Linked DNA regions of Homo sapiens: all the other regions are linked to region 1. Evidence: chromatin loops called from intact Hi-C (ENCODE). Cell type or tissue: PC-3. All regions are shown on one strand.

What was found. A loop is a pair of places that touch in the nucleus more often than their neighbours do. Peaks named below come from ENCODE experiments on the same cell type or tissue, not always from the same donor. Only the 100,000 strongest peaks of a DNase experiment are listed, where the experiment ranks them.
Region 2: a loop joins it to region 1, with 7 times the contacts of the local background. A loop is called at or near these places in 100 of 110 quality-filtered maps.
Region 3: it touches region 1 in a loop (19-fold over the local background); 5 of 110 quality-filtered maps call a loop at or near these places.
Region 4: it touches region 1 in a loop (8-fold over the local background); 100 of 110 quality-filtered maps call a loop at or near these places.
Region 5: it touches region 1 in a loop (5-fold over the local background); 26 of 110 quality-filtered maps call a loop at or near these places.
Region 6: it touches region 1 in a loop (5-fold over the local background); 8 of 110 quality-filtered maps call a loop at or near these places.

The regions. Positions count from the first base shown.
Region 1 is chr11:102,005,605-102,010,604 of GRCh38, reverse strand. No RefSeq gene overlaps it. Among named protein-coding and RNA genes, the nearest start is that of CFAP300, 39 kb to the left of the region's middle. RefSeq lists an enhancer at 1-594. In PC-3, CTCF peaks have their summits at 2,415 and 2,619 (motif pointing right); a DNase peak (open chromatin) is centred at 2,864; H3K4me3 peaks cover 1,320 bases; H3K27ac peaks cover 3,417 bases.
Region 2 is chr11:101,850,320-101,855,319 of GRCh38, reverse strand. No RefSeq gene overlaps it. Among named protein-coding and RNA genes, the nearest start is that of CEP126, 62 kb to the left of the region's middle. In PC-3, a CTCF peak has its summit at 2,896; a DNase peak (open chromatin) is centred at 2,859; H3K4me3 peaks cover 866 bases.
Region 3 is chr11:101,757,195-101,762,194 of GRCh38, reverse strand. No RefSeq gene overlaps it. Among named protein-coding and RNA genes, the nearest start is that of CEP126, 160 kb to the left of the region's middle. In PC-3, CTCF peaks have their summits at 1,737 and 1,942; DNase peaks (open chromatin) are centred at 694 and 1,934; H3K27ac peaks cover 1,812 bases.
Region 4 is chr11:101,858,036-101,863,035 of GRCh38, reverse strand. No RefSeq gene overlaps it. Among named protein-coding and RNA genes, the nearest start is that of CEP126, 54 kb to the left of the region's middle. In PC-3, CTCF peaks have their summits at 197, 397 (motif pointing left) and 2,099 (motif pointing left); DNase peaks (open chromatin) are centred at 425 and 2,105; H3K27ac peaks cover 361 bases.
Region 5 is chr11:101,444,324-101,449,323 of GRCh38, reverse strand. No RefSeq gene overlaps it. Among named protein-coding and RNA genes, the nearest start is that of MIR3920, 73 kb to the left of the region's middle. In PC-3, no CTCF peak of the experiment used is centred here; DNase peaks (open chromatin) are centred at 2,863, 3,333 and 4,943; H3K4me3 peaks cover 661 bases; H3K27ac peaks cover 1,525 bases.
Region 6 is chr11:102,266,552-102,271,551 of GRCh38, reverse strand. It overlaps LOC105369460 (a long non-coding RNA gene), which reads right to left. Exons shown (of 5, transcript XR_007062863.1): 2 at 2,316-2,422. Among named protein-coding and RNA genes, the nearest start is that of BIRC3, 48 kb to the left of the region's middle. RefSeq lists a silencer at 2,694-2,803. In PC-3, CTCF peaks have their summits at 2,389 and 2,591; DNase peaks (open chromatin) are centred at 1,371, 2,741 and 3,761; H3K4me3 peaks cover 3,033 bases; H3K27ac peaks cover 1,375 bases.

The DNA of each region.
Region 1 (5,000 bases):
GGATTACAGGTGCCTGACACCACGCCTGGATAATTTTTTTGTATTTTCAGTAGAGACGGGGTTTCACTAGGTTGGCCAGGCTGGTCTCAAACTCCTGACTTCAGGTGATCCGTCTGCCTCAGCCTCCCAAAGTGCTGAGATTACAGGCATGACCCACCGTGCCTGGCTGCTATCTGTCCTTTTTAATCCTTGTGATTTAAGTAGGGCTTCAGGAAAGAGCAGAGGTATAATAATGCTTCCAATTGCTCTCTTGCCTGAAAGCCCTGTTTGATTTGGAGATTTATGAAGTATGGGCAAAGCAGGCTGAGTTTGACACATGCTGTTTCTAATGCCTGAAATTACATCCTCTTCCATCCTTGCTTGTCTAACCCATCCTTCAGCCCTCACTTTGGTAGTCACATTTTCCAGAAAGCCTGCCTTCACAGCCCAAGTCCTGGATTAGATGGCCCTTCTAGGCAATCTCATTATAATCTGTGTTCACTCACACTTTGCTGTAATTGCCTGTTTGCCGGTCTTTAAGATCTCATAGGCTAAATGTTTTGATTAGTGGGATTGTATTTGATCTCTATTGGAGTCCCTGGTCCCAAGCATAGAGATGATTTAAGAGGTACTCAGTAAAGTTGTATTGAGTGAATACGTATTACATAGCTTTGAATTGATTTCTGATCAATGCAGTAACTTACAAAGTTCTCACTTTCTGCAAATATTTTTTTCATTCTTTCTTTGCTGGGCTGGAGAAACCAAAAAGGCAAAATACTAGTTTTATTTCCGTGGACATTGGAAGCTTTAACTAATGTCATTTAAAAAGTACTTGGATTTCATCTTTAATATGAAGAGTTAGATGGAGTGGCTGATGTATAAATTTCTTTCTTTAAAATTATTTGAAATTCTTGGAAAGTTTTCTACTTAATCTTTAAAAAAAGGCATTGTAAAAAATCTCTGGAAGAAAGGCATTATGACAACGACTGCATATACAATAAAATATGAGGATAAAATATTAAAAATGGAAAAGAGATTTTTAATGAGTTTTAGGTGTTCATAAATATTGTTTAGGTCATAATCCATTTTAGGAAATATAAGCAACATTGATAACTTTGGCAACCTTTTAATATAAATTAATTTAAAATTGCATATCATATTTACCATTCTGTAGAGCAATACTCTTAGTGCTTTCATACTTTGCAGTCAAAAGTGCCACTGTGCCTGGCCTGGATGGCAGGAAGATTGCTTGAGCCCAGGAGTTTGAGACTAGCCTGGGCAACATGGCAAGACCCCATCTCTTTAAAAAAATTAAAAAAAAAAAGGGCCATCCAATGGAACAAAACTCAGACTGATGTAACCTTTCCAAGATAAAGTTCTTGGAGAGTTTGTTTTGACTGATACTTATATACAGGAGATAACACAAAATTATACCTACTCATCTTCTGATTCTGAAGGTCCAGGCCTCCTTTTACGAATATTTGTAGATAAGGAATACCCTGGAAGATGCTTTTGTGACAAGCAAACTCATCCTCCAGTATAGAAAATCTGTTACAGGGTCTGTAATTCAGCTACACAGGACATCTGGAAAGGCAGACTTTGAGGGGCATTCTTTCTCTTTCATGTGTACACTTTTATCAAAGGAGACAATTTCATTTGCTTTTAATTTTTTTGGACTTCTCTGAAGTTACACATGCACAATGTAGATAGTGTGAAAAATATAAAAAAAAAGTATTAAGAAAAAATGAAAATCACCTGGAATCTGATTGCAGAGAAACCACTCCTGATATTTGATTGCATTAATTTCCTGGCTTTTCTTTCTTGATGTGTTTATTTCCTCCCATGGTTGAGACACTCTAAGTATAGCTCCAGGTCCCTCTCTTTCCACTTAGCAACGAATCATTGTTATTTCTTTAATTCATTAAATATTCTTTGAAAATATAATTTTAATGGCTGTGTAATAGTCATCATATAAATGTACCATAATTTAACAGTTTCCCTGTTTATCACCTTATAGAATGTTTTCTTATTTTTCCTATTATAGCAATAAGCTATATTTCATAACTTTATTGTAAGTCTTGTTATGACTGAGGAAATTCAGTCTGCAACTCTGAAGAATGAAAGTAAACACAGATTTGTAGTAGAGACTTTTTTGAGGTAATACATGTGAAATGTATGTAAGTTACTAATAGAAAAGATAATATATTTGGTAGGTATGATTAGTATTAGTGTATGGGGAATTTTATTTGTATTATTTATATTATCTGTATTGTTAAACTTAAGCAGCCTACTATTTCAGAAAACGTTAAATCATATCTACTTTCAGAATAAATTAAATCATAAACCATAGTCTATATGACATAGTTAATATATTAAACCAAGTGTTCTCAGAGAACACTCGTTGTCAAACTGGATGGCAAGCTATTAGTGGGTGAAGATATATTATTCCTTGTAACCAACATTTTTTTAAAATAAAATACAATAGAATATAAAAATATCAAAGGGCATGCCTTAGTTAAGTTTTCTTACTGGAAAGAGTGAAAGCTACTGGCATTGACTGATAGAAAAGTTTATTGTTTTATAACCACTAGAGGGCAGTCATTACATTAGTTTTAAAAAAGGCCAACTAACAGCTTAATACAAGTTGACCTAGTTTTACAACTGATTATGATAGACATAAAATTACATTTAAAAAGATTGTCGGGCTGTTAATGTACTGTTATTTGAGGACCTATTACATGGCACACATTGAGTTAGGGAGACATTGATGAATAAGACATGTTCTAGAATGCAGTGAGAAGGTAAGTGTGATATTACAAGGCAGTTATGCATGTCATTTGGGCTTATGTTTGCCTTTCCAGCCTCATATCCTGCCACTCCCCAACTTGCAACCTGAACTGCAATCATGCTGAGCTACTTGTAGTCACCTTGAACATACTGTTCTGTCTTCCTGGAATATTTTTTGTGTCCCTCTCTGCCTGGTGAACCGCAACTTATACTTTAAGCCCCAATATCCTGACTTTCCCAGACAGAAAAAAATATGTGCTTTCTCCACTTGACTCCTTTAGGGTCAAGTTCAGCCCTATTACAGTTGATTACTTATGTCTCATTCCCCCAGGAAACTGAACTACTGGAGGGCAGGGAATATATCATTCATTTTTTTTTTTTTTTTTTTTCTGTAGCTGGGGTATAGTGCCTGGCACATAGACAGTGCTTAACATAAATATTTAGTCAATAAGCAAATAGAAGTGCTATAAAGAGATACTGTAATGAATTTCTTTCTTACATAATCTCTCTATTGATCTTCTACCCTCTCATTTTGTATATGCCACTAACGTAGCAGCTATTCAACCGCCAAAGCAAACCAAAGACAGACTGACTTATTGATGGTGAGGGAGGGTTAGGCTTTATTGAATATGAAAGGCAAAGGGAATTTTGGAGGATAATTTAGGTTTCCCTAGTTATTTTCCCCATGATGACTTGCAAGATTATATTTACTTTAGGAATACAATAGCTAAGACTAAATAACCTTTATTTTTCCATCCCTTCCTTACTTTCGCAATATTTACTTGGCCAAGTAGGTAAAGTGGTTTTGTTTGCCATTTGGCTAGCAGCTAATGATGCTGACACCTTTGGTATTAAGAAGACAGGGTGCCAGCCGGGTGCGGTGGCTCACACCTGTAATCCCAGCACTTAGGGAGGCCAAGGCAGACAGATCACCTGAGGACAGGAGTTCGAGACCGGCCTGGCCAACATGGTGAAACCCCATCTCTACTAAAAATATAAAATTAGCCAGGTGTGGTGGTGAATGCCTGTAATCCTAGCTACTATGGAGGCTGAGGCAGGAGAATTGCTTGAAACCGGCAGGTGGAGGTTGCAGTGAGCCAAGATCGCAGCATTGCACTCCAGCCTGGGAGACAAGAGTGAAATGCTGTCTCAAAAAAATAAAAAAAAAAGACAGAGTTCCTAGTACATTCCACTGGTAGGCTATAAAAGCTTAAAAGATTTAAAGTTTCAGTATGTTCTAAGTGCTCATGTGGCGAATTAAACAATTCTCCACCCAATTGGTATATGCATTTGTTTATAAAAGGTTTCGTTATATGTTCACCTTAGTCATGTTTGTAAAAAGTTGAAAAAATATTTTTAGCTAATTCTAAATCTTGTAAATAAGCCTATACTCATAATCATCTGGAAAATTCTTCTCTGAAAAGAAACCTTGGCTGGGCGCAGTGGCTCATGCCTGTAATCCTAGCTCTTTGGGAGGCCGAGGTGGGTGGATCACTTGAGGTGAGGAGTTTGAGACCAGCCTGGCCAACGTAGTGAAACCCCGTCTCTACTAAAAATACAAAAATTAGCCAGACATGGTGATGGGTGCCTGTAATTCCAGCTACTCGGAAGGCTGAGGCAGGAGAATCACTTGAACTTGGGCGGTGGAGGTTGCAGTGAGCCGAGAAGGTGCCCCTGCACTCCAGCCTGGATGACAGAGCGAGACTCTGTCTCCAAAAAAAAAGCTGGTTGTACATGGTAGAGGTTAAGTCAGTTCTAAAGACAGATAGACTTTGGTTTGATTCCTGGATATATCTTTCCCCACCTTTGCAACTTTGGGCACATTACTTAACCTTGCAACACCTCAATTCTCTTATTTGAATATGGACATAATAATAATGCTTCATGGGGTTCCTAGGAGGATTAGATGAAATCCTGCATATAAAGAGCTTTGCACAAGACTTGGCATATTAAAAGCTTTCAACAAACATTAGCTGTTGTTATAGGAAAAGGTCTTTATTGCAAGATAAAATCTTTTTTTTCTTGGCATGTAGACATTTTTCCATTTCAAATAATCAGCTCTTAATGGTTTTTTTTCTTCTACTGTGGCAATAAAAAGGAGTATTTTTGTCATTTTGATAAGACATATACCATAAGCAAATGAGTGCTTGTGACTGTAAAAACCTTGGTGGTGAAGCCTCCCCTGTGGGATGCTGCAGCCCAGGGACAACTGTATGGACCTCAAAAAGTCTCCC
Region 2 (5,000 bases), 160 kb after region 1:
TCTTAATCCTGAGTTCTAGTTTGATTTCACTGTCGTCTGAGAGACAGTTTGTTATAATTTCTGTTCTTTTACATTTGCTGAGGAGAGCTTTACTTCCAACTATGTGGTCAATTTTGGAATAGGTGTGGTGTGGTGCTGAAAAAAATGTATATTCTGTTGATTTGGGGTGAAGAGTTCTGTAGATGTCTATTAGGTCCGCTTGGTGCAGAGCTGAGTTCAATTCCTGGATATCCTTGTGAACTTTCTGTCTCGTTGATCTGTGTAATATTGACAGTGGGGTGTTAAAATCTCCCATTATTATTGTGTGGGAGTCTAAGTGTCTTTGTAGGTCACTCAGGACTTGCTTTATGAATCTGGCTGCTCCTGTACTGGGTGCATATATATGTAGGATAGTTAGCTCTTCTTGTTGAATTGATCCCTTTACCATTATGTAATGGCCTTCTTTGTCTCTTTTGATCTTTGTTGGTTTAAAGTCTGTTTTATCAGAGACTAGGATTGCAACCCCTGCCTTTTTTTGTTTTCCATTTGCTTGGTAGATCTTCCTCCATCCTTTTATTTTGAGCCTATGTGTGTCTCTGCACGTCAGATGGGTTTCCTGAATACAGCACAGTGATGGGTCTTGACTCTTTATTCAATTTGCCAGTCTGTGTCTTTTAATTGGAGCATTTAGTCCATTTACATTTAAAGTTAATATTTTTACTTGTGAATTTGATCCTGTCATTATGATGTTAGCTGGTTATTTTGCTCGTTAGTTGATGCAGTTTCTTCCTAGCCTCGATAGTCTTTACAATTTGGCATGATTTTGCAGTGGCTGGTACTGGTTGTTCCTTTCCATGTTTAGTGCTTCCTTCAGGACCTTTTTTAGGGCAGGCCTGGTGGTGACAAAATCTCTTAGCATTTGCTTGTCTGTAAAGTATTTTATTTCTCCTTCACTTATGAAGCTTAGTTTGGCTGGATATGAAATTCTGGGTTGAAAATTCTTTTCTTTAAGAATGTTGAATATTGGCCCCTACTCTCTTCTGGCTTGTAGAGTTTCTGCTGAGAGATCCCCTGTTAGTCTGATGTGCTTCCCTTTGTGGGTAACCCGACCTTTCTCTCTGGCTGCCCTTAACATTTTTTCCTTCATTTCAACTTTGGTGAATCTGACAATTATGTGTCTTGGAGTTGCTCTTCTTGAGGAGTATCTTTGTGGCGTTCTCTATATTTCCTGAATCTGGATGTTGGCCTGCCTTGCTAGATTGGGGGAGTTCTCCTGGATAATATCTTGCAGAGTGTTTTCCAACTTGGTTCCATTCTCCCCGTCATTTTCAGGTACACCAATCAGACGTAGATTTGGTCTTTTCACATAGTCCCATACTACTTGGAGGCTTTATTCGTTTCTTTTTATTCTTTTTTCTCTAAACTTCCCTTCTCACTTCATTTCATTCATTTCAACTTTCATCACTGATACCCTTTCTTCCACTTGATCGCATCGGCTCCTGAGGCTTCTGCATTATTCACATAGTTCTCGAGCCTTGGCTTTCAGCTCCATCAGCTCCTTTAAGCACTTCTCTGTATTGGTTATCCTAGTTATACATTCGTCTAAATGTTTTTCAAAGTTTTTAACTTCTTTGCCTTTGGTTTGAATTTCCTCCTGTAGCTCAGAGTAGTCTGATCATCTGAAGCCTTCTTCTCTCAACTTGTCAAAGTCATTCTCCGTCCAGCTTTGTTCCATTGCTGGTGAGGAACTGTATTCCTTTGGAGGAGGAGAGGTACTCTGCTTTTTAGAGTTTTCAGTTTTTCTGCTCTGTTTTTTCCCCATCTTTGTGGTTTTATCTACTTTTGGTCTTTGATGATGGTGATGTACAGATGGGTTTTTGGTGTGGATGTCCTTTCTGTTTGTTAGTTTTCCTTCTAACAGACAGGACCCTCAGCTGCAGGTCTGTCGGAGTTTGCTAGAGGTCCACTCCAGACCCTGTTTGCCTTGGTATCAGCAGCAGTGGCTGCAGAACAGCGGATTTTCGTGAACCGCAAATGCTGCTGTCTGATCGTTCCTCTGGAAGTTTTGTCTCAGAGGAGTACCCGGCCGTGTGAGGTATCAGTCTGCCCCTACTAGGGGTGCCTCCCAGTTAGGCTGCTCGGGGGTCAGGGGTCAGGGACCCACTTGAGGAGGCAGTCTGCCTGTTCTCAGATCTCCACCTGCGTGCTGGGAGAACCACTGCTCTCTTCAAAGTTGTCAGGCAGGGACATTTAAGTCTGCAGAGGTTACTGCTGTCTTTTTGTTTGTCTGTGCCCTGCCCCCAAGAGGTGGAGCCTACAGAGGCAGGCAGGCCTGCTTGAGCTGTGGTGGGCTCCACCCAGTTCGAGCTTCCTGGCTGCTTTGTTTACCTAATTAATCCTGGGCAATGGCGGGCACCCCTCCCCCAGTCTCAGTGCCACCTTGCAGTTTGATCTCAGACTGCTGTGCTAGCAATCAGCGAGACTCCGTGGGCGTAGGACCCCCTGAGCCAGGTGTGGGATATAACCTCCTGGTGTGCCATTTTTTAAGCCCGTCGGAAAAGCGCAGTATTAGCGTGGAAGTGACCCGATTTTCCAGGTGCAGTCTGTCACCCCTTTCTTTGACTAGGAACGGGAACTCCCTGACCCCTTGTGCTTCTCGAGTGAGGTAATGCCTTGCCCTGCTTCAGCTCGCGCACGGTGTGCTGCACCCACTGTCCTGCGCCCACTGTCTGGCACTCCCTAGTGAGATGAACCCGGTACCTCAGATGGAAATGCAGAAATCACCCGTCTTCTGCGTCGCTCATGCTGAGAGCTGTAGACCGGAGCTGTTCCTATTCGGGCATCTTGGCTCGCTAGTTCCTCCCAGTGGTCATTTTCCAGTCCTCAAATGTATAATTGGTTTTGCCATACTTGGTGGTTGGTAGAACACCCTCCTTGGATTCACAGCCTGTTGGGGAAAGCTATTATTGTGGAAAGGTCAAGAGGAAGCACCTGAAATCACCCTATGCAATACCAGCCATGATGGTAAATGAAAAGCAAAATCACATATTACAAGGGGACAGGGAATAGTGGAGATGAATGTCACTGTTGAAGATCTAAAGGATGTAGAAGTGGTAGCCATATCATAGATCTTTTCAATTTACCACTCTGGCCTCTGCAGAAACCATATGGATCTGGGAGGGTAACTATAACTAACTACTACAAGCTTGACCACGTACTAGCCCCAGTTGCAGCTGTCATGTCAGGTATGGTATTTATGCTAGGCTAGATTAATATGGCTGCTATCCCAATGAGAAAAGAGGATCAGAAACAGTTATCACTGAGTAGACAAAAATACAGATTTATGGTTTTCTCCAGGCTATGTTAACTTTTTCTCCCTCAGTCTTCTCATAGTCCAAAGAGATCTGGATCATCTAGACATCCTGGAAAAATCATGTGCTAAAGTATCATGTTGATGACAGTTATGTTGATCAGTGCTGCAGACTGAAGGTTTGTGTCCCACCAAATTCATATATTGAAATCCCGACCCTTAATGTGATGGTATTAGCAAGTGGGGGCTTTGGCAAGTGATGAGATCATGAAGGCAAATACCTCATGGATGGGATTAGTACTCTTATAAAAGAGACCCTGAGAGCTTGATTCTTTTACCATTTGGGGACACTGAAAAGATGGCTGTCTGTAACTGTAAAGAGGGCCCTCACCAGAACTGGATCATGCTGGCACCCTGATTTTGCACTTCTCGCCTCCAGAATTGTAAGAAATAAGTTTCTGTTTATAAGCCACCCAGTTTGTAGTAATTTGTTACAGCAGCCTAAACTAAGACAATTAGGTGGAATGAACAAGAGGTGGGTAGCATACAGGAGGCCTTTATAAGACACACACACCTCAGAGGCTGGGAGATAAACCCTATGAGGATTCAGGGACTTGTCACATTCATGAAGTTTTAGGAGTCCAGTGGTCAATGGTATTCTGGGACATTCCCTCCAAAGTAAAAGATAAATTATTGCAGCTTCCACCTTCTACCACAAGGAAGAAAGTCCAATATCTGGTGGGCCCCTTGATCAGACAGTAGAAGAGGTAGGGAGCAGGCCTGAAGAGGCCATGTGTCATTTTCCAGGGAGGATCCATATGCATTGTCTTTTAGCATAAGGCAGTAATAGTTGAATGATCGGCTTAAAAAAGGGGGTGGGGAAAATGTACATTATGTAGCAAAATAATCTCATCATAGTGTCAAGTATCTAGAATATCTTAATCTTCGAAGCCATCAGTCTCTTTTTCTGAGTGCTAATTTGGACTTATCAGTTACCTTAATGAGGAGAAAGCATTAGGGAGTAATATGCCTCAATGAGGAGAAAGCATTAGGGAATAATATGCCTCAATTTAACCTACAAATGGACATTGTTTATAATTTTAGCTAATATTAATCTGTTACCATGTATTCACCATGGTTCCACAGAGAAACACAACTGGTAGGAGATTAAAATACATAATAATACATAACATACTAAATATATAATACATTGAAATACATAATGCCCATTTGCCCCTCCACCCTTTTTTTATGAGAGACAGAGATTTTTAAGGAATTGGCTTGTGTGCTTTTGGAGGCTGGCAAGTCCAAAATCTACAGCGTGGAAATTTAGGGGACAGTTAATGCTGGAGTTTGAGTCCAAAAGCAGTCTGCTGGCAGAATTCCCTTTTTCTGGGGGAGATAAGTCTTTTTCTTTTTATAATATATACATATATATTTTATTTATTTTTGAGATGGAGTCTTGCTCTGTTGCCGAGGCTGGAGTGCAGTTGTGGGATCTCGGCTCACTGCAACCTCCGCCTCCCGGGTTCAATAAATTCTCCTGCCTCAGCCTCCTGAGTAGCTGGGATTACAGGTGCCCGCCACCACGTCTGGCTAATTTTTGTATTTTTGTTAGAGACGGGGTTTCACCATGTTGGTCAGGCTGGTCTCGAACATCTGACCTCATGATCCGCCTGCCTCGGCCTCCCAAAGTGCTGGAATTACAGGC
Region 3 (5,000 bases), 250 kb after region 1:
TTTTACATACTCTTGGTTGGAGTTTAAAATGGATTAACTTTTCTTAAATGTATTTAGACAATTTTTAAAAAGTATATTCCTTTGACACAAAAGTTCCATGTCAAGAAATATAACTTGGAATAGATACATGCAATATGTAAAATGATCTTACAGCACTCTTGCTAAAATTGCTAGTCCTAGGCCTAGGTAGTCAGTGCTAACCTAGTTGTTCAAATTTTACTACCTGCACCTCGGGCCATTGGATGGATCTGGAGAAGCTTGCTACTAAGTTCAAGAGTCACTCCACACTATTTAGTCTCCAGTTGAATCTGACTCTAGTTAATTTCATTATCTCTAATCACTGTTTTAGGTTTCAGAAGTCCAAACTGTAGCTTTGCCGAGAGGAAAGTGGTGCATTTCATTAATAAACAAAAAGAATGGGGATAATTATTCTAAGGAAAATGTGTCAGATTTTTGGTTGAGAAATAAAACAGTTGCAAACTCAAAGTCTAAGTTGACAATTTAAAAAGGCCTATGCCTGGGCCGGGCACGATGGCTCACGCCTGTAATCCCAGCACTTTGGGAGGCCGAGGCGGGCAGATCTCGAGGTCAGGAGATCGAGACCATCCTGGCTAACACTGTGAAACCCCATCTCTACAACAAAATACGAGAAAAATGAGCTGGGTGTGGTGGCAGGTGCCTGTAGTCCCAGCTACTCAGGAGGCTGAGTCAGGAGAATGGCATGTACCCGGGAGGCAGAGCTTGCAGCGAGCTGAGATCGCGCCACTGCACTCTAGCCTGGGTAACAGAGTGAGACTCTGTCTCAAAAAAAAAAAAAAAAAAAAAAAGAAAGGCCTATGCCTGGAATTGTCCATCTCCAGGAATCAACTTTGTTTAGGGACTAAAGAGGAGTAAGATTGATTTGAAAAACCTATTTTAGTTTGATTATCAAAACAGTAAGAGCAGAATCATGGAAACAAAATGAAGGAAGACTATATGGCAGATGTTGGTGCCCACTCTTGTCTTCTAAATACTCGCTATTCCTCTATATTTCTGCAGCCTCCTACTGCAGACCCCTGCCATGCTATCTCTGAGGTCTTCTTTTCTGGTCACGTCCTGCTATAGACTGAAGGTTTATGTTCCTCAAATCCATGGTATCTAGAGGTGGAGTCTGGTTCGTGATTAGGTCATGACAGTAGAGCCCTCATGAATAGAATGAGTGTCCTTACAATAATCACCTCCTTATAAAAGAGACCTCAGGGAGCTCTCTTGCTGCTTCTGCCATGTGAGGCTGGGAAGACCACCGTCTATGGACCAGGAAGTGGGCTCTCCCTCACCAGACACTGAATCTACTGGTGACTTGATCTTGGGCTTCTTAGCCTCCAGAACTGTGAGAAATAAATTTCTATTGACTGTAAGTCACCCAGTTTATGGTATTTTGTTATAGCAGCCCAAGTGGACCAAGACACATGCTTAGCCTTTGCCCAGAAAAAGGTGGAATTACCCAGGAAATAACACCCGGGGGCAGTCTTCAGGCAAGGACAGACAAGAGCTGGTGGCTAAACCACCAGCTTCCTTCCCCCTAAAATAACTGTGAGACATACATAGACCTAATGATTTCCTCAGTGGGATGGAGCCCACATCAGTAACTTCCTTGTTAACACACACTATTGGTGTCATTTCTTTGCTAGTCTCACTTCTCCACTCCCTTATTAGTGCTTCCTGGGATCACTTCCAAAATAAAAAGTTTTCACTCAAATCCTTATATCCAGTTTTATTTCAGGAGTAGCTCAATGGAAGACAATAGTTCTAAGGTATATTCCAAAGCAGAGCCTCAGGATGGGATTGTGGAATTGAAACAGTCACTGTCCAAATAGCAATAAGTACCTCATTGCTGGCAGTAAATGTGAGGTGGGGGAACACCTGGAATACTGTAACATCAATATTGCTAAAGCTCCCACTTGTGGAAAAATTGGGAATGAACACAGTAGACAGTAATGCACTGGCTTACTTATGCAATATCTCTAGAGCTTGGAAGAGACTGGAACAACAGTATTTATAACGACTGTGGGGTAACTCTCAACCGATGATGGACAGGAGTTGGAGGATAAATTCTCACCTTCCTCATTCTTCAGTGGGACATCCACCCAAAGCACCCATTAGATTGAGCCCCAGATGCCCACAGAGCCTATCTGCTCATAATTGAACCAGGTAGTGGCTCCCTCCTCTTCCCTGTCTCATTCCCCACTCCCCTACTGGTGCTTCCTGGGGCAACACCTGCCAAATAAACTGCACTTGCCTTGCCTCAAGGTCTGCTTCTGAGGGAACCTAAGAAAGATAGCTTGGATAAATTGGAGAAATGCAGTATTTCCTTAGAATAAAGGTTAGACCTTAGAGGACAGACTTGACAGATATGACAAGGAAATAAAAACTTGAAGACGAAATAAATTAAAAAAGGAAAAAGATTTACTCTGCCTACCTGCTCTTTAAAATGGTATTATAAACTAGATAAATATTTGAATTTTTAACTAGATCAGATGGAGTGTAGCTGTAAAATCAGAGAAAGGGGGCGTAATCCTAATGAGCAGACTGGAAAGACTGTTCCATACATGGTCAGAATCCAGAAATCTATCAAGGGATTGCCACTCAAAGCTGTGAGTAGAAAGTCTTTAGGAAGAGAAATTGAACAACTACCCCTGTAAATGTCAGATAGCTGTACAAAATAAATTACACATGTAGAGATTTTGAAGAGATAATCAGGAAGATTAGAGAAAAATACTCAAAAAAATTTCTGGTAGGTGTAAAAGTGGTGCATTAATTATAGGTGGGGATGCAGCTATTCCTAGTCTTCTGAGGGATCATTCTTGAGAAATTTATAGTATTATAACTTTATAGAAAGGAAGAGTCAAGATGAATTGGGTAAGAAGTGGTGTTTAATAACAGCTTAAGTCCAGACTAGGATTACATGTTGGTTTGTTGGGTGCATTTATTTTTCAAATCAGAGTTAAATCAGGCAGCATCTGAACTTCTTTATTTCTTCTTTCACCCTGAAAAGCAAAATCTAAAGGAGGTATTTTGGAAAGATGGAAGTTTGGCTAAGCAAAAATAAAAGCAAAGAAGACACTCATCAACAGGAAATGGTGCTAGCCATCGATGTACAGAGAGGTAAAAGTCCAACTGCTGCAAGTTCAGCTGAGCCAGCCTCCATGATCAGAGCAGAAAGAAATGGTGCCAAGGCCTGGAACATTCAGTATCTGAGGAAAAAGACAAAGCAGCACCAGCTAGCAGTATGGATCCTCACCAGGCCCTAGAGGCAGTATCAGTTGTAGGAATTTGCAGAAAAAGCATCGTTTTCCAGTTGAGACATGTGTGACAACTAGGATCAGATTTTCCCTAGTGAGAGGGTTTCCCAGTCCTCCTCAGTGCCTCACCAGGCCCTCTGGCACAGGAGGGAAAAATGCCTATGGACGGGACACCCAAGAGCTTCTGCTGCCAGATAGATCCCCCACTCAGCTTCTAGTTCCCATTTGATTCCTTTAATTTCTGGAATCCCAGGGACAAGGCCAGAGTTTTGAATATGTATAATGGAAGCAAAAAATTACTTCATGTGAGATAACTGGGTCTGACTCAAGGCAAGTTTCTAAATATATCAAGAAGTGAAGATGGTCTCAATGTCATTCTCTGAGAGAGAGACAAGTTGCCCAGGTAAGTCTCCCTTCTAGGTGCAGTAAATGCACAATGCCAAGACTCACCTTTACAATTGGTAAAATTTCTCATCAGGTTCCCAAGTCACAGAATCAAGATTTCATATTGTCAAGGCTGAAAAAAGAGAACATCTTTGCCCATGTTTTCCCCTCAGGTACCACTAAGCTTCTGCTTCAGTCTCTGGTGTTCTGAGAACCTAATTTTGCATGGAATAACTGAGAGGTGAGGGCTGAAATCCACGTTTCCTCAGTTTGGTAGGGTGAAACAGTATGTGATAATCCCATATGAATTATTAACATTTTGGATCCTTTTAAAATTGAGGCATGGAAGAGGCGAGCATTGAGAATGCTGTAACTCAGGGTCCCTGGATTTTCTGGTACACACTGTGAAAAAGTACCCACTTAAAAGTTCTAGGAAGAAGCTCAGGCCCTGAAAGACAAACATCAGTTGGGTCCAGAGATACCTGAGTTGGGGGTGAACTTTGGTGAACTCTCTTCATTACCATACTAAAAACCCCACCCTGGGAGGAGCTTCTTGGCCATTTGCTATTGATACCATGTATGTAGAAGCATGATGGGCATGTGCCTGTGCTGCCTTTACTCCACCTCTACATACAATGACTCAGCTAACCAGCTCAATCAAAGCCCTGTTTTCATCTTTGAGGAGACACTGTTTTGGGTAACTATACTGGGTATCCTCCTTACTTGTTGCAAGTAATAAAATCCCCTTTTAAAATCTTCCTTGGTTGTGGGTTGTGGTCATCGGACTGTCATTTGCCAAGTAATTGAACCCACCTGTCATGTGGGTAACAATCTCTGGCTGAGGTTGCACACATAAAGTGTCTGAGTATCTTTGTAATTTAAAATCTTTCTGCAAATGTACACAATATGAGTCCCCTCCACCCCCAATAACACTGGAACTACATTTCCCAGGCTTCCTTTCTTGCTTTCTGGCTTCTAGAGGTCTCAGTTCAAGAAAGTCCTTATGGAATACTGGAGGGAGAGGGGAGAACCAGATTATACCATTGCTTGCTTCCCCAGGTCTCAGGCAGCCGCTGCATTTCGGAAGATCCTGCTTTTATCAGACAGTCCTTCTTCAGGTCCCTGGTAATTCTGGGCAGCCCATCTGTGGTTGTTCAGCTCCATTGGTACTTTCTACTGTTGCATTCCAAGTCAAAACGTGGTAGCAAGTTTTTGCTATTGCAAAGTTCATCCCTTGTTGTGCTTCTCTATTCTTTTACCACCGTTATGTAATCTTTTCTTATTTTTATTTTTGTATGACATTCTTCTGTTTAAATACCTAGTTTTCTTCTTCCT
Region 4 (5,000 bases), 150 kb after region 1:
CTGGAAATTGTCTGCTCTATTTAAGGTTGGGTTTTTTTTCGTAACTGAGAAAGGAAGGATGAGTCGCCCTAACTTTCCTTAATGCCTGAAACATTTGATCCCAAATTTTGCATGGATTTTCTCTTGAATGGCCATTGCTGATTGGAAATATCAATGGAATTCTTAGTAATTCCACTATCTTTGGGCTGCTCCCTAGTTTCCCAAGAAACAGCCTCACTGTACGAGCCTGCTACCTTGCTCTTGTACTACCACTCCACTTGCCTGTGCACTATACATATCTATTAATTGTCCCGTTTTATGCAATCTTCTCCTCTCTCTCTCTGCAATCTCCTCCCCTGACCCCAATAATCTCAGAACATCAGTATATTTAGCACAGATATCAGTCACTATTTCACTCCTGCTCCCTCCAGTGGCACTACAGTGGACCTGACAGTCTGTTTTCCCCCAGAGCCTGTTAAGTGATTCCATCCATGGGTGCTTGGCCTGTGATTGCATCACAAGCTGGATAACACTTGTTTTTCTTTTCTCTTGCACCCCCCTGGCTTGTCTTGTATCCTTCCTCATTCCTGTGTTCTTCTTAGGAACTTGTTTTTGCAGTAAAAATGCATCTTGAATGTAGAGTTACAGAAAAATTTGAGATTGGTGAGAAGTTTTCTTTGTGCTAACGGAGTTGCTTCTAATACTTGTCTAGGCTGTGTCTTTATTTGCTGTGGGGAAGTTATTTTACCAGTTGGAGTGGGGTTATGATGACATATTTACAAACACTGAAGTATGAGCCTGTGAAGGAGAGTCCATCCCAGGACATCATTAAGGGCTGGACGTATTAGGGGATGGATTTATTAGGGGTATCTCCTGGCAATGCCCCCATCCTCTTTGATAGGACCTCGCTGACAAAGCCTGACCCTTAGGGTGCATGTGTGTGCATAGACTGTAGTTTTCAATTTTCTGCTTGAAGGTGGCAGAAGGAATTCCAGTCATCATGAGATCATTGGTGTCTCTCTTCAGAGTTCATGGACAGTATTGCTAAAATAAATGCCCCATCTAGCTTAGATAAGCTTGGGTTTCTTTTTCTTATGAGACAGGGTCTTGTTTTGTCACCCAGGCTGGAGTTGAATTTGCTGAGACAAAAGATGCTGATGAAATGCAGTAGCTTTCTTAACATGAAAGCAAATCCATGTTGCAGCTTAATTTTCCCTCTATTAATTACTCAATGGAATACTACTCAGCCACTAAAAGGAATGAATTAATGGCATTTGCTGCAACCTGGATGGGGTTGGAGACTATTATTTTAAGTGAAGTAATTCAGAAATGGAAAACCAAACATCGTATATTCTCACTCATAAGTGAGAGACTTCTGCCATGATTGTAAGTTTCCTGAGGCCTCCTCAGAAGCTGAGGAGATGACAGTATCATGCTTCCTGTATAGCTTGCAGAGCTGAGCTGATTAAACCCTTTTTCTTTATAAATTACCTAGTCTCAGGCACTTCTTTATAGCATTGTGAGAATGACCTAATACACTATTGAATTGAGGGAGGCCATTTAATCTTTAGCATTTTTCACCAGCATTGTGCTATATAGAGAACAACTACTCTAGCACTTCATAGCTGTTGGCACACTCCTCTCCTATGTCTTGATGGGGAGAGTGTGCCTTCTGCATCCTTTAATAGGATATAGTTGAAGGTTGGTGGTGATTATCTGGTTGCTATGTGGTAAATACATACTAGAATTTCTATCTCGTGAAGTACTTAGTTGACAGAAATTCTTTGTTTACAGTATAGAGGCCAAAATCTAGCTTGGACCACCTTTGAGTTCAAGTTTTTATCAAATTAGATGAGAAACACAAAAGCAACTTCCAGCTGCTTCAGCTTTTATAGTTGAATCCATAATCTGGTAATTATACCCATATTACTAAATAAAGCTCGAGCTAAAATTTAGTACTTGCTCGGTCTAGCAGCCTCACATTTTCCAATCGAGTCCGGTACATCTTCCTCATATTTTGCTGATTCCAAATAGCAATATCCTGCAATCGTTTTGGCAGATGAATTTTCATTTTATAACCTCATCTCAGTCCTTTCACTACTGCCACCAAGTGGTAGATATAGAGATGTGCCACCCAGCTCACTTCATGTAAGTGGAGCCTGGCTGTGGGGAGTGCAGAGCACTTCTGGCTGTCAGCTCCTTTAAGGTCAGCCTCCCTGGTAGAAAGATTCCTCGTCCAATGACACCCTCTTGCTGGGGAAACCCATACCCAGTAATTAAGTAGCGTAGGGTTAAAAAGCCTGGCCATTGAAGCCTGAAGCAGGACAACTGTGGTGTGTAACTGACTGTTGAGCGTTCCTTCTGTTTGGTTAGGAGATTGTTGCATTGTAGTTTGACTTCTTCTGCTCAAGTCTGCTTCCTCCCCCTTCTTGTTGGATTAATATTAATTCCAAAAAAAAAAAAAAAAAAAATCCTGCACCCTGATTTGGTCTCAGAGTAGCTTCTGGAGAACTCAACCTGTAGCAATTGGTACCAGAGGTGGTATGGACTGAAAAAGTAGGTGATATGATAGGGTTTTGGAGCTGGATTACTTACCGCTCAGCTGGAACTGAGGACCCTATCACTATTGGTGGGAGGAGCAGATACAGCTTTCACTGGTGATATATTGTGTTGGTCTAGTGTCTACCATGGGTAGAGAAAGCATTGGTGGGTACAATATTTCAAGTATTTGGGACACACAGAGGAAAGAGAAACTATAAGAAAGAATAAATTGGATGGATGTCCTTAAGAGCTTCTGTGCCACAGAAAGATAACGAGCAGGCAATTAAAAATTAGGAAAGTAAGCAAGAGGGGTTCTTTGTATACAAAAAAACTTTTTATCTCCTGCACCAGGGAGACATATAAAAATGAGGACCAAGCCCATTTAAGAGTTGAAATGATAGAATGTCAAATATAGTTAAATGTCCCACAAAACAGATCTGTTACATCAAATTTGGGGCTCTGATTAGGATAATCTGGGGCCCTGACACGTAGGATGAGGACATCTGGGTGGCTGCATCCCAAAGTTTGGCTTCCCAGACTCTCCTGAACTTTCTTAGCATTCAGAAATGGCCCTCAACTCTTCCTATTAACAGCAAATACCTCTTTGGGCTGAAAGATAATGCATAGGAATCTCTTCTGCAAAGTGAGTGACACATGCCTGTCTCAGGACCTACTCTCTCCTGGCTACTAGCCCTATAATTATGGCCAAGTGACAGCATAATCCAATTTGAGAGGTGATGGGCCTGAAAGGTGCTACACCTGAGGAAGGAGGAATGGAACTCTACTCCAAAGACCTGCAGAAGTATACAGCAGGAGCTGGGGGAGTATGATTGGGACTGGCTTCTCAGCATGCTAGATCATCACTCTAATATATATAGTTAATTAATAAAGAGTTTGATTTGGTAGTAATCTCCTGAGATAAAGGATTTAGGACACTGGCAAGGATACTAGGAGATAGGACAATCCTGCTACTAGAATGAGTTCTAGAAGCATGAAAAATAGAATGGCTCAGGCTGAGTGAAATTGAAATGCCATAATTATTGTGGTAGACAGTAGAGGGAGGGATTGAAAGGCTCAACGACATAGGATTGATGTCCTGAATCCACTACATATGGCTGGAAGACACACTTGATAATTACATTCTATGGGAAGGCCCAGAGCCCACACCATTTACAAAGGTCTTATGAAAAAAAAAAAAAACACCTTGAGAAGGGCACTGGAATCACTAAAATGTTCAGTAATGATTCTCCTCTGTAGGAGAGGCAGTCATAGAACTTGGCTTTCTGATAGCAATAGGAATGATAGGACCTTGAATAAAATAGAGGCCAGATCCTAGCACTTACTCATCAGAAGCTAGAGCATTGTCATTATCATAATGACTTGTAAGAATGGGATGGCAGTCCGCCTTTCTTCACAGAAAGTTATAAAGATCAATAAAACATGGTGGCCAACAAGGAAAGTACTTAAGCAACCAAATCAAGGACAAATCAAATCAAGGGCAGAAGATCTGGAAGCTGAGAATGGTTGTTCCCAGTTTAAAAAAAGTCACAATCTCTTGCCCAATATCCAAACCTGAGTCAGGTCAGATCTCAGAATACATTGAAAGGTAACTGAGTTCTCAGGAAGGGACTCTATAGCAGCATGGAAAATGTATGTGGTAATGATCCCCTATGGCTATTTCAGCTAACTGTATAGTGGGGAAAGCAGAATACACAAATAGGTGGAGGACTCTTGAACACGGAGTCTGACATGACATTAATACCCAGAGAACCAAAGCATTTTCATGGAAAAGGGATGCCAGGTAACAAATTGAGTCCTGGACAAGGCCCAGTTTACAGCAGATCCATTTGCTTCATGGACAAACTCAGTGGTCATTTTCTTTTTTCTTTTTTATTATTATTATTATACTTTAAGTTTTAGGGTACATGTGCACAATGTGCAGGTTAGTTACATATGTATACATGTTCCATGCTGGTGTGCTGTACAGCATTAGGTATGTCTCCTAATGCTATCCCTCCCCCCGCCCCCCACCCCACAACAGTCCCCAGAGTGTGATGTTCCCCTTCCTGTGTCCATGTGTTCTCATTGTTCAGTTCCCACCTATGAGTGAGAATATGCGGTGTTTGGTTTTTTGTTCTTGTGATAGTTTACTGAGAATGATGATTTCCAATTTCATCCATGTCCCTACAAAGGACATGAACTCATCATTTTTTATGGCTGCATAGTATTCCATGGTGTATATGTGCCACATTTTCTTAATGCAGTCTATCATTGATGGACATTTGGGTTGGTTCCAAGTCTTTGCTATTGTGAATAGAGCTGCAATAAACATACCTGTGCATGTGTCTTTATAGCAGCATGATTTATAGTCCTTTGGGTATATACCCAGTAATGGGATGGCTGGGTCAAATGGTATTTCTAGTTCTAGATCCCTGAGGAATCGCCACACTGACTTCCACAATGCTTGAACTAGTTTACAG
Region 5 (5,000 bases), 560 kb after region 1:
TGAGTGTGGGACACTTAGGGAGTTCTTTGGAGAGCAAATAGTAAATTCAATGGCTGTTGAGTCAGTGAGGAGAATGGATTGACTCAGGAGCAAATGGTTTCACTTTAATTGGACAGTCTATCCCACCCTTCCAGGACTGTTTCAGTATGAAAGAATTTTATTGTCATGTGAAGAGTGAAAACAAACTGAATTTTCAATTAAAATGGAGAGACTATATGTCAGTATTTGCCTGCCAGCCAGTCCCCTAACGAAATCACTGTCAGGATCGATTACCAGCTTCAGACCAAGGAAGAGCCCCAGACACAGATGATGTTTCTCCAGGTGGCACGTTCTAAGCATGCCCCACATCAGTTCTGATTTGAACACATAAATATCATCTCCCTCTTGGCTCCGAAACCCTCCTTCATCACTGTGTGCCAAGCAAGGTTTGTGAGCGTCATGCCAGTCATCTTGGCAGCTCTGGTGAATGGTGCTGAATATGAATTCCTACACTTCAGAGTCTCTACCCTTTGATGTAGACAGCGCATGTTTCCAAGTTAATCCAAGGTTGTGCAGGAGTGCAGCCCAGAACCCTAAAATGGATGGAAACTGAAACTTCAGCTGTTATCTGTTGTTATACAAAACATGGACTGCTAGTCCAAGTCTTTACTTCCATATGTGGCTAGCTGAGGTGAGCGACACAGCAGAGACTCTCTACAAGACCGGGTAATTAAAGTAAATTCATTTTTCTTTTCATGAATCTTAGAATGATTGCTTGAATTTTCTTCCTTACTCTGTATTCATAACTACAGCTATAAAAGTTTCCAGAAGCACTTTTCAAAAACACTTTCCTGGGATGGATTTAATGATAAGACCTATCAAAAATATTTCATTTTAAATTAGAGATTTTTGTATAGCTGTGTAAATAGCTAGAGACACTGACCAACTGTATGATCGTTTCTTTTTTTTGTTTTTAATATTAGTGCCATTTGATGGATAATCAATTTATCCAATATAAGTGGATCATAGAAATAGTGGCTCATATTTTTCAAAATCTCATGAAAATTACATATCAAAAGGCACCTTATTCAATGGTAAAGGTAATTATATCTACTAAGGAGATCATATATTCATAACGACTGTAACACTTCCTAACTAAGTATAATGTTACCTGGAACGCTGAAGAAAAAACAGGAGAAAGATTGGTATTCTAGTCTATTTGCACTGCTAAAATAAAATACCGTATTGGATAGCTTATAAACAGCAGAAATTTATTTCTCACTCTTCTGCAGGCTGAGAAATACAAGATCAAGGTGCTGGCAGATTCAGTGTCTGGTGAGGGCCCACTTTCTGGTTTTTGATAGTGTCCACTTTCTGTGTCTCCCATGAAGGAAGGGGCAAGTGAGGCCTCTAGGGCCTCTTTCATAAGGGCACTAATCCCATTCATGAGAGCTCTGGCCCCATGACATAATCACCTCCCAAAGGCCCCATCTTCAAATGCCCTCACATTGGCGGTTAGGATTTCCACATGTAAACTCGGAGAGGACACGAGTATTCAGATCATAACAACTGGTTTGTAGAGAATCAAATGAATTTTTAACCTTTCTTCTTTTTCTAATGTCCACCCTGGAAGTCACAAGGCTTTCATCATTGCACAGTGATAAACTGATGGAGTAGTGTATCAAAAGTTGACAGAGAGCTATATCTTCTGGCAAATGCATAGAAAGCACACTTTTTTTTCCTAAATAATAAAAGAAAACCTTGATGCTGACATTCAGGAAGTGAGTCTGGAATTTCACGTCCCTGCATTTTTGTCCTAATTATTGTCTATGAAAAGATACTGTTATACCACCATAGGAAGAATTTTTTCAAAATAAAGTAAGTTTACTTATTATCATGTCTCAGGCTAAAAGAACTGTGGCAATGCTCTGCGTTTGCTTTAACCTTTTTAGTAGTCTGTGATTCAGCTGTGTGACATTTACCCTTCACTCTTCTTCAGAAAATGGACTTTCACCAGAATGATTGGAAAAGGTCAAATTGTAAAGTGTCTTCTTATATTCTGGAAAATGTTAACATATCCTGTTGTTGCTACTGTTTGTTAACATTGAGAAAAATGTATACATACACACACACACACACACATATATATAAAGAGAGAGTCTGCCATGATATACAATCAATAGCTAAAGAACACATATATATGTAATTGTATATATGCTCAAAGACATTTTTCAAAACACAGCTATCTATAATTCTATCAAAAATTATAAATATGGATCTTTTTCTTTTCCCACATATCCTTTTACATTTTTTTCTTCATTTCAATGATTTTACTCCCTTTCTAGTCTCTCTGTATTATTTATCTCTTTGAATTCTTTTCATCCCAATGGTTCAGAGTATAGCATCTGCAGCCAGAAGTATTGGGTAATCCCAGCTCTGACAATAGCTGTATACTCTTCACCAAGTTTCTTAACCTCTTTGGACCTCATTATCCCAATTCTACAGGTGAAAAACAAAACACTAATATCTCCTACATTGAGTTTTTGTGAGGATTAAATGAGTTAATACATTTTAGGCTGATGATAAGCATTCAGTTAATACTAGCAATCATAGAGAAAGCATGTGGCTCCAAAATTTCTTTTTCCACTCCGTCTTAAACAACTCTCACTTAAACCTCACAAATCTATTGAAATTTAGGTTCTAACTCATGTTTCTCTGATCACTTGGTACATTACGTCTAGGGCATTGTGCTAGGAAGGATTCTGAGGCCCAGTCAGAATTGGTAGGAAAGAATGACATAGAGACATTGAATAATGCTTGCCATGGACATGGGAAGTTGGCCCTCATGCCACATATTTGCCATTTTTGAAAAAGATGAGTCACATTTGAGCAATATGTGGGAAAAATTCAAAGCATTTTTATTACTTGTGAGCATGATATTTGTATCATTTTATAACAGTATCATTCATAAGATGGCTTAGGGCAACTCCCATATTAGGTCCAGCTCACAAAACTTTTATTTGAAACCTATGAAATTCATTGCAGTGCTCTGGGTGCTATTGCCAGTAGCAGTACTAGAAACAGAATACAAGTAGTCTATTTATAAGCAAAAGACCTAATTAATACAAGCTACTTCCATGAGGCCCATCTTAATTTATTCATCCTAGATAGCTATACAGCCCTTGAGAATGAAACCTGGACTAATTTGTTTTGGGTTAATTTACCTGCCACAGCTTGTGGCTTCATCTCATTTTTTAGAGGGCATACCAAATCTATGTAAGAAAACCTTGACATTGTCCAGTCATTGGGTGGCTCCTGAGTGATTTGCATCTCCCTTTTGCAGGGTGATGACTTTTGACTCATTCACTCATACTTTTGTTTAATAAGAAAGCCATCTTTTGGCTGAAGTAGAAGTAAACAATAAATGAATCACATGCCAGCTTTTTCTGCTATTCCATTTACAGGTCTAGCCTATCAGGCTGCTTCAGAGCCATGATCCAGTTGTCTTTCATGACCTACTAATAGGATATAATTAACCCATAGCTTGTGTCATTAGTTCTTTTGACATTTAGCCTCACTAAGAAGCAGGACACAAAGAGCCTGTCTCAGTTTGATCACTTCTGCCTGATGCTGTCCACTCTGAGACCTAATTACTTTTTCTTGCAAATCCCCAAAACATTTAGGTTTGAACTTAGGGTAGGTGTCTCTCTCCTAAACCAATGACATCTCACTAATGATTTAAGAGCCCAGGGAGGGTTTATAAAGAAAACCTGTGTGAGGAACAGTTATGGCCCCTTATAGCCTTTGAATTGCTATCAATTAGGACAAGCCAGAAGTCCTCCAATATTGTGGTTGGTAAAAGGCATTTAATATGTCACAGGATCAGCAGTTATTTTTTAAAATAAACTTTTTCCAATAAGAAGTCTGGCCTGAGGCTGACATTATGAGGACATAACTTTTCCAGCAATTCATTTATTCTTAGTGTTATACTCTAGACATTAATTGTAACCTATCTGCTCCTGACTGCATCCAGTGAGATAATCTAAATCATTCCCAATTCCTTCCTCTTGAAGCAGGCACCAGGCCTGTTAGCCTTCTAGTATTTTCCAGTATTTCATGAGAATTGCAAAAATATCCATAAGAAATGCATTATCAGAAAATCAAAATAATGCAGTACTCCATGTGTCTTGACTTGTGTTTTGCAAGAGAAGTATCTAATGCCATTTTCATCCAATGACTTTTATGCATCTCCATGCTTGGAAGGGCTCCTGGGACTTTGTGGCTGCCCAGCAACATGTGATTTATTCAATCTGTAAACCAAAAATAAATTCTAAGCTCCACCCAGCCATCTGAATGGGCCCCTCCTCTCAGCCAAGGATATTCCAAAGTTATCCTGAAAAACTCATTAAGACCAGGATGGGAAGGAGGAGCTAGACACGCTTTATTACCCTCCTCTCTTTTGGAATTACTGGTAGAACAGACTCTTTAAATCTGATAAGAAATATTCACAATCGATTCTCTCTGAAGCCTGCTACCTGGAGGCTTCATCTACATAAAACCTTGGTTTCCACAACCTCTTATAACCCAGACATTCCTTTCTATTGATAATAACCAACTGTCAATCAGAAAAATGTTTACATCTACGGATGACCTGGAAGCTCCTGATTCGAGTTGTCCTGCCTTTCCGAACAGAACCAATATACATCTTACATGTATTGATTGATGTCTCATGTGTCCCTAAAATTGGCAAAACCAAGCTGTGTCCTGACTGTTAGCGGTGGTGAATCCTTAGGAATCTGCAGTAACCTCAATTCTTGCTACTTCAGAAGAAAGAATTCGACCAAGGGGACATAAAGCAGAGTGAGAGACCAAGGCAAGTTTTAGAGCAGGAGTGAAAGCTTATCAAAAAGCTTTAGCACAGAAATGAAAGGAAGTAAAGTACACTTACTTGGAAGAGGGCCAAGTGGGCGACTTGAGAGATCAAGGGCACAATTCCGCCTTCCGACTCATTGGCATGCTTA
Region 6 (5,000 bases), 260 kb before region 1:
CACGCCTATAATCCCAGCACTTTGGGAGGCCAAGGAGGGCGGATCACCTGAGGTCAGGAGTTTGAGACCAGCATGGCCAACATGGCGAAACCCTATCTCTACTAAAAATACAAAAATTAGCCACGTGTGTTGGCGGGTGCCTGTAATCCCAGCTACTCAGGAGGCTGAAGGAGGAGAATTGCTTGAACCCAGGAGGTGGAGCCAAGATCGCACAATTGCACTCCAGCCTGGGCGACAAGAGTGAAACTCCATCTCAAAAGAAGAAGAAAAAAATGCCAATTAATAGGCAAAATATATTTTTAAAATGAGAACCATCAGAGGTATTAAAAGTGGATTTATTTGGCAACAGAGTTTAGAATATACTGGTATTCAACACAGAATGTTAGGCCTCTTAAATCCCTTTTGAAACAAGATTGAAGATTAATAAAGGAAATAGTGATATCCGAAAAAGCCATTTAAAATGGACACAAAGGGGAAAACAAAATTTCATAGAAAAAAGTTTGGATTTCATTTTGAAAAACATAATGAAATTATAAAACAAGTATTATTTATAATTCCAATAAATCAAGTATTTACTGTTTTATCGACATCACTTTTCAGGTATTTTCCATCATGTTTGACTTGCCATTTTTATAAAAATGTAAATAGGCTTCACCAAGTTTTTTCAAAATGTCTCTATTAATCCTTTGCTAATCTAATCATTCTCTTTTGAAGCACTTAGGTTGTCATCATTCTTGTTTATTTTTTTTTTCTTCAGCTTTTAGGTAATCTCCCTAGCAAGACCCCTGTTTGTGCAAAGAACTTGCTCTCTCCATTATTACTTTCATCAGCTTGATGTAATCCTGTATATTTGACAAGATTTGCAGTTTCATTTAGAAATCAATTTGCAATGACAAAGAGACTGCTTGCCAGGCAAAGGTGTAGACCCAGAGGAGCGTTTGAGGATAATTCTTTATAGTTTCACGCTGTACCTTTAAATGTAGGGATTTGATATTGACTGCTCTGATGACCAGAACCCTCCTAGAGCTGGAAGGAAATTTCCAGCATGTTATCAAACTCTTGTTTTATAACTAAGCCTCAAAGAATGGAAGGAGCAATTCCAGATCACTGAACAAATTAGGAGCAACTCAGGGCAAAATTTCAGACCTACCTTCTGCCACACACAAAAAAGGAGTTGGTGCTGACAAGACTCACTCTTTTAGAACCTGCCCACCTGGAGGAACTCTGAGGAGGAGCCAATTAATTCATCCCCACACCAGCTCAGTCACCCATCCTATGCAATGATAGGACTAGACAGAGAGAACCTGAAGCCTGCACTGAGCACATCTGAGATTAAATCACTGTTCACTGGGTTTAAATAGGGATGACAGCACAGTTATTCGCTAACCCTGCAAACTGCTGTTTCAGAAGCAATGTTCAGGGGTGAATCATTAAAATAAGAACATAACCAACTCACATATCACCTAACAGGAAATGATGGGAGAGGAACAACCCAACTAACTTGTTTAGGCTTTTAATCCCCCAAACCAGCCTGCGAGCCTGAGCCTGAAGCCTCAGCCCTGCCCAGCTCCACCTGATTAAGTTCTGTCTCCAGAACATCTTTAAGGAGGGGCTGGTCTTAATGCAAGTCTGATAACACTTTTCATTGCCTCCTGGTTTCTTGATCCCAGAAGCTAGGCACGTGGAGGTGAGTGAGAAAGCAAGTTTACAAAGGGGCAGTTGATTAATGTAGGTATAAAAGTTTTCTTTTTCCAACTGAGTAATAAAATTTGGTTTGAAATCAAGCCTGGTTTATAGAGGGGATATTAAAACCCAACTCAATTCCAGTTATAGAGAAAGAACTAACCAATTCTAGTCATTTTCTAGAATTCAGAATTACATGGCCTGACCTAAAAAATTCCAAATACTTTATTTAGACCCTAGGGGAATTCTTTATGTGACCCTCAAATGAAGCTGCTAATAATGAGCTTAGGAGCTAAATTGTGCCTTGCATCGATGTGATCTCTACCCAGAGGAATCTTTCTAAAATCCAAATCACATCATAGTCTCTTGCTTAAGATACTTCCATGTTTCCTCTCTGCTTCAACATAAAAATCTGTAGCCACTAGAATTTATAATTTAGGAATTCTTTCATGATCTGGCCCCATGATCCAGCTTCACCTTTCCAGAGGGTCTGTACTACTTCCAGCTTCTCCCTGTCCTTGCTCTCATCCTACCTCTCTAACTAGCTGCAACGTGCTCTTCCTCCACAGCCCCCTCTACCTGTCCAACACCCAGCAATTCCACCCTCACAGCACTTCCCACTGCCCGTTTACCTGTTGGTCTTTTCCACTAGACAATAAGCTTCTTGAGGGTTATTTTGCCATTAAATCCCCAGTGACTGGAAACAAGTAGACCCTCGGTAGCTATTTGCTGAATCAGACTGAATTTGGAAAGAAAAAGGAAAGAAACGAGCACTAATGAATAAGTGTCAGTGCTTGGCACATAAACAATATAGATACGTCATTCTTTTAATCCTCAAACAGCTGTGAAATTTAACGATAATCAACCCCATTTTGTGAATAAGGAAATTGAATCTCGAGAGTCCAGTCACTTGAGCAAGGTGTATAGAGGAGGTAGGACAAAATTGTCGCTAAGTCGGGCAACGCCCTCTGCAGCAGCCGAGCGGCGCTGCCTCCTGATTGCCGGGGATGACTGGGGCTGCCGGAGCTCTCTGGGCAGAGATCCAAGCTCCGGGCCCAAGTACAGGCAGGTGTTCGTGCAGAGGCCCCACCCACCCTGGCTGGAGCCCCGCCCCACCCGCATGCCCCGCCTACTCAGCGCTGCCCCGGTGGAGAAAGCAGCGCGGCCGCAGGGCGTGCAGGATTGACAGGGCATGCCCTGGCATTCCGGAAATGCCGTGGAAAACAGCGAAACTTCAGCTCCAGGTGGCCTAGAGGCGTGGCAAACGAGAATGTGGGGGAGGTGTTCACTGCAGAAGGGTGGTCCCAAATCTGGGACCCACCGTTCCCTCCAGCCCCGCAGAAGTCAGTCAGGCCGTGGTGCTGGAAGCTTCTCAGACTTGCCTGTCATTAAAGTCCGAGGGTGGTTATAAACTCCAACTGTCACGGCAAGTTGTGTTTTTGGAGACTCTTCCAACTCCGCCAGGCTGTAAACAATGACTTTGCCTTAGAAGTTGCAGTTGAATAGGAAGAGCTTGGAAGAGCGCTTTGAGTTGAATTGCCAAGTCGGAGCTTTTGAAGCTTCTCCGAAGTTTGCTCGAATTGCAGCCCGAACTACATCTTTTCCACAAGGGCTGGACATATTTCAGGAATCTAGTATTTCCTTGGGGAATGTTTTCCTCCCCCTGCGCTGGAAGCTGCTCTCCATGTTTTCCCCCCCTTTCATTCCCATGGGTTGAAACTGACCCGCCCTGTGTGGAGGAAGTCCTCTGTAGGACTCTGGAGATCCGACCAGGACATCCACCTGGGCATTTTGGACCCCAACGCCTTGCTTCTGTATCTGATCTGCATTTGCCTTTCTGGACACCCTCTTCTGTGCTCCAAGACACCCTATACTTTTCTACCTTGACAGGGAACTTGACATTTTTAAACTTACCTATTTATTTGTCCGTCTCCCCTATTAGATTATGAATTCCTTAGGTCAGAGACATTCTTTCCTTATGTCAGTACCTGACACATTGAACCGTGGTTGTGGAGAGAATAAGTTCCCTCAGCCGTTATGAAGGGAAACCTCCCCAGCTTGTAAACTGTCTCCTTGACTTATGGAGGACTGTTCCAGAATGAGTCAGAGGGGAAGATCCACCCAGATAAGTCGGAGGCATTGGAAACAAGCCGGTAAAACTTTCTTCATTTGATCTTTTATACATTGGAGCTACTCACACAGATAGATTTTTGAAGCAAATAACTGCATTTTGCATCTACCATCCCTTTTCCCCCCACATTTAACCCACACTATGTAGATAAAATTTACTTGGGGAATTCTTGAACAGTTAAATTGTTTATATTCAATTAAGAGATTTTTATCTTTATTAATCCCCTCCTCCTCCACATATTTTCAGGCAAAATAATTATTGAGTAGTATAGGGACTTTGGGATCGTTATAATAATCAAAGAGGCCTGAGTATTCATTCAAAAAATGAAAATGAGATTTTTCATTTTTTGAAGGAAGGAATTCGTGCTTAACTCTGATGTTCATTTAGTTACTGATGATTTTTAAATTTTAACTTGTATATTCAAGTGAGTATTGTCTTTTCTTGTTATATGTTTATTTAACAATGCCATCATTTCTCAAAGCATTTTATTTTACTTACTTTAAGCCATAAGAAAAGCAAGGTGGGCATTGCTTGAGCCCAGGAGTTTGAGACCAGCCTGGGCAACAAAGTGAGATCCCCCGTCTCTCTCTCTCTCTCTTTTTTTTCTTAAATAAGAAGTTAAAAAAGGAAAAAAAAAAAAAAGAAACAAAAGCAAAGCATACTTGTGGTAGGACGCAGTGGCTCACACCCGTAATCCCAGCATTTTGGGAGGGCAAGGTGGAAGGATCCCTTGAGCCCAGGAGTTCGAGACCAGTCTGGGCAACACAGGGAGCCCCTATCTGTTTTTTTTTTTTTTTGAGACAGAGTCTTGCTCTGTCGCTCAGGCTGGAGTACAGTGGCGCGATCTCGGCTTACTGTAAGCTCTGCCTTCCGGGTTGACGCCATTCTCCTGCCTCAGCCTCCCCAGTAGCTGGGACTACAGGCGTCCGCCACCACGCCCGGCTAACTTTTTGTATTTTTTACTAGAGATGGGGTTTCACCGTGTTAGCCAGGATGGTCTCGATCTCCTGACCTCGTGATCCGCCCGCCTCGGCCTCCCAAAGTGCTGGGATTACAGGCATAAGCTACTGCACCCGGCAGAGCCCCTATCTCTAAAAAATAAAATAAAATAAGATATATGTTTTTTGAAGCAGACCTGTATCTTTATAGTAATACCTCATATACCCCAGAATTCTGAAGATAAGAC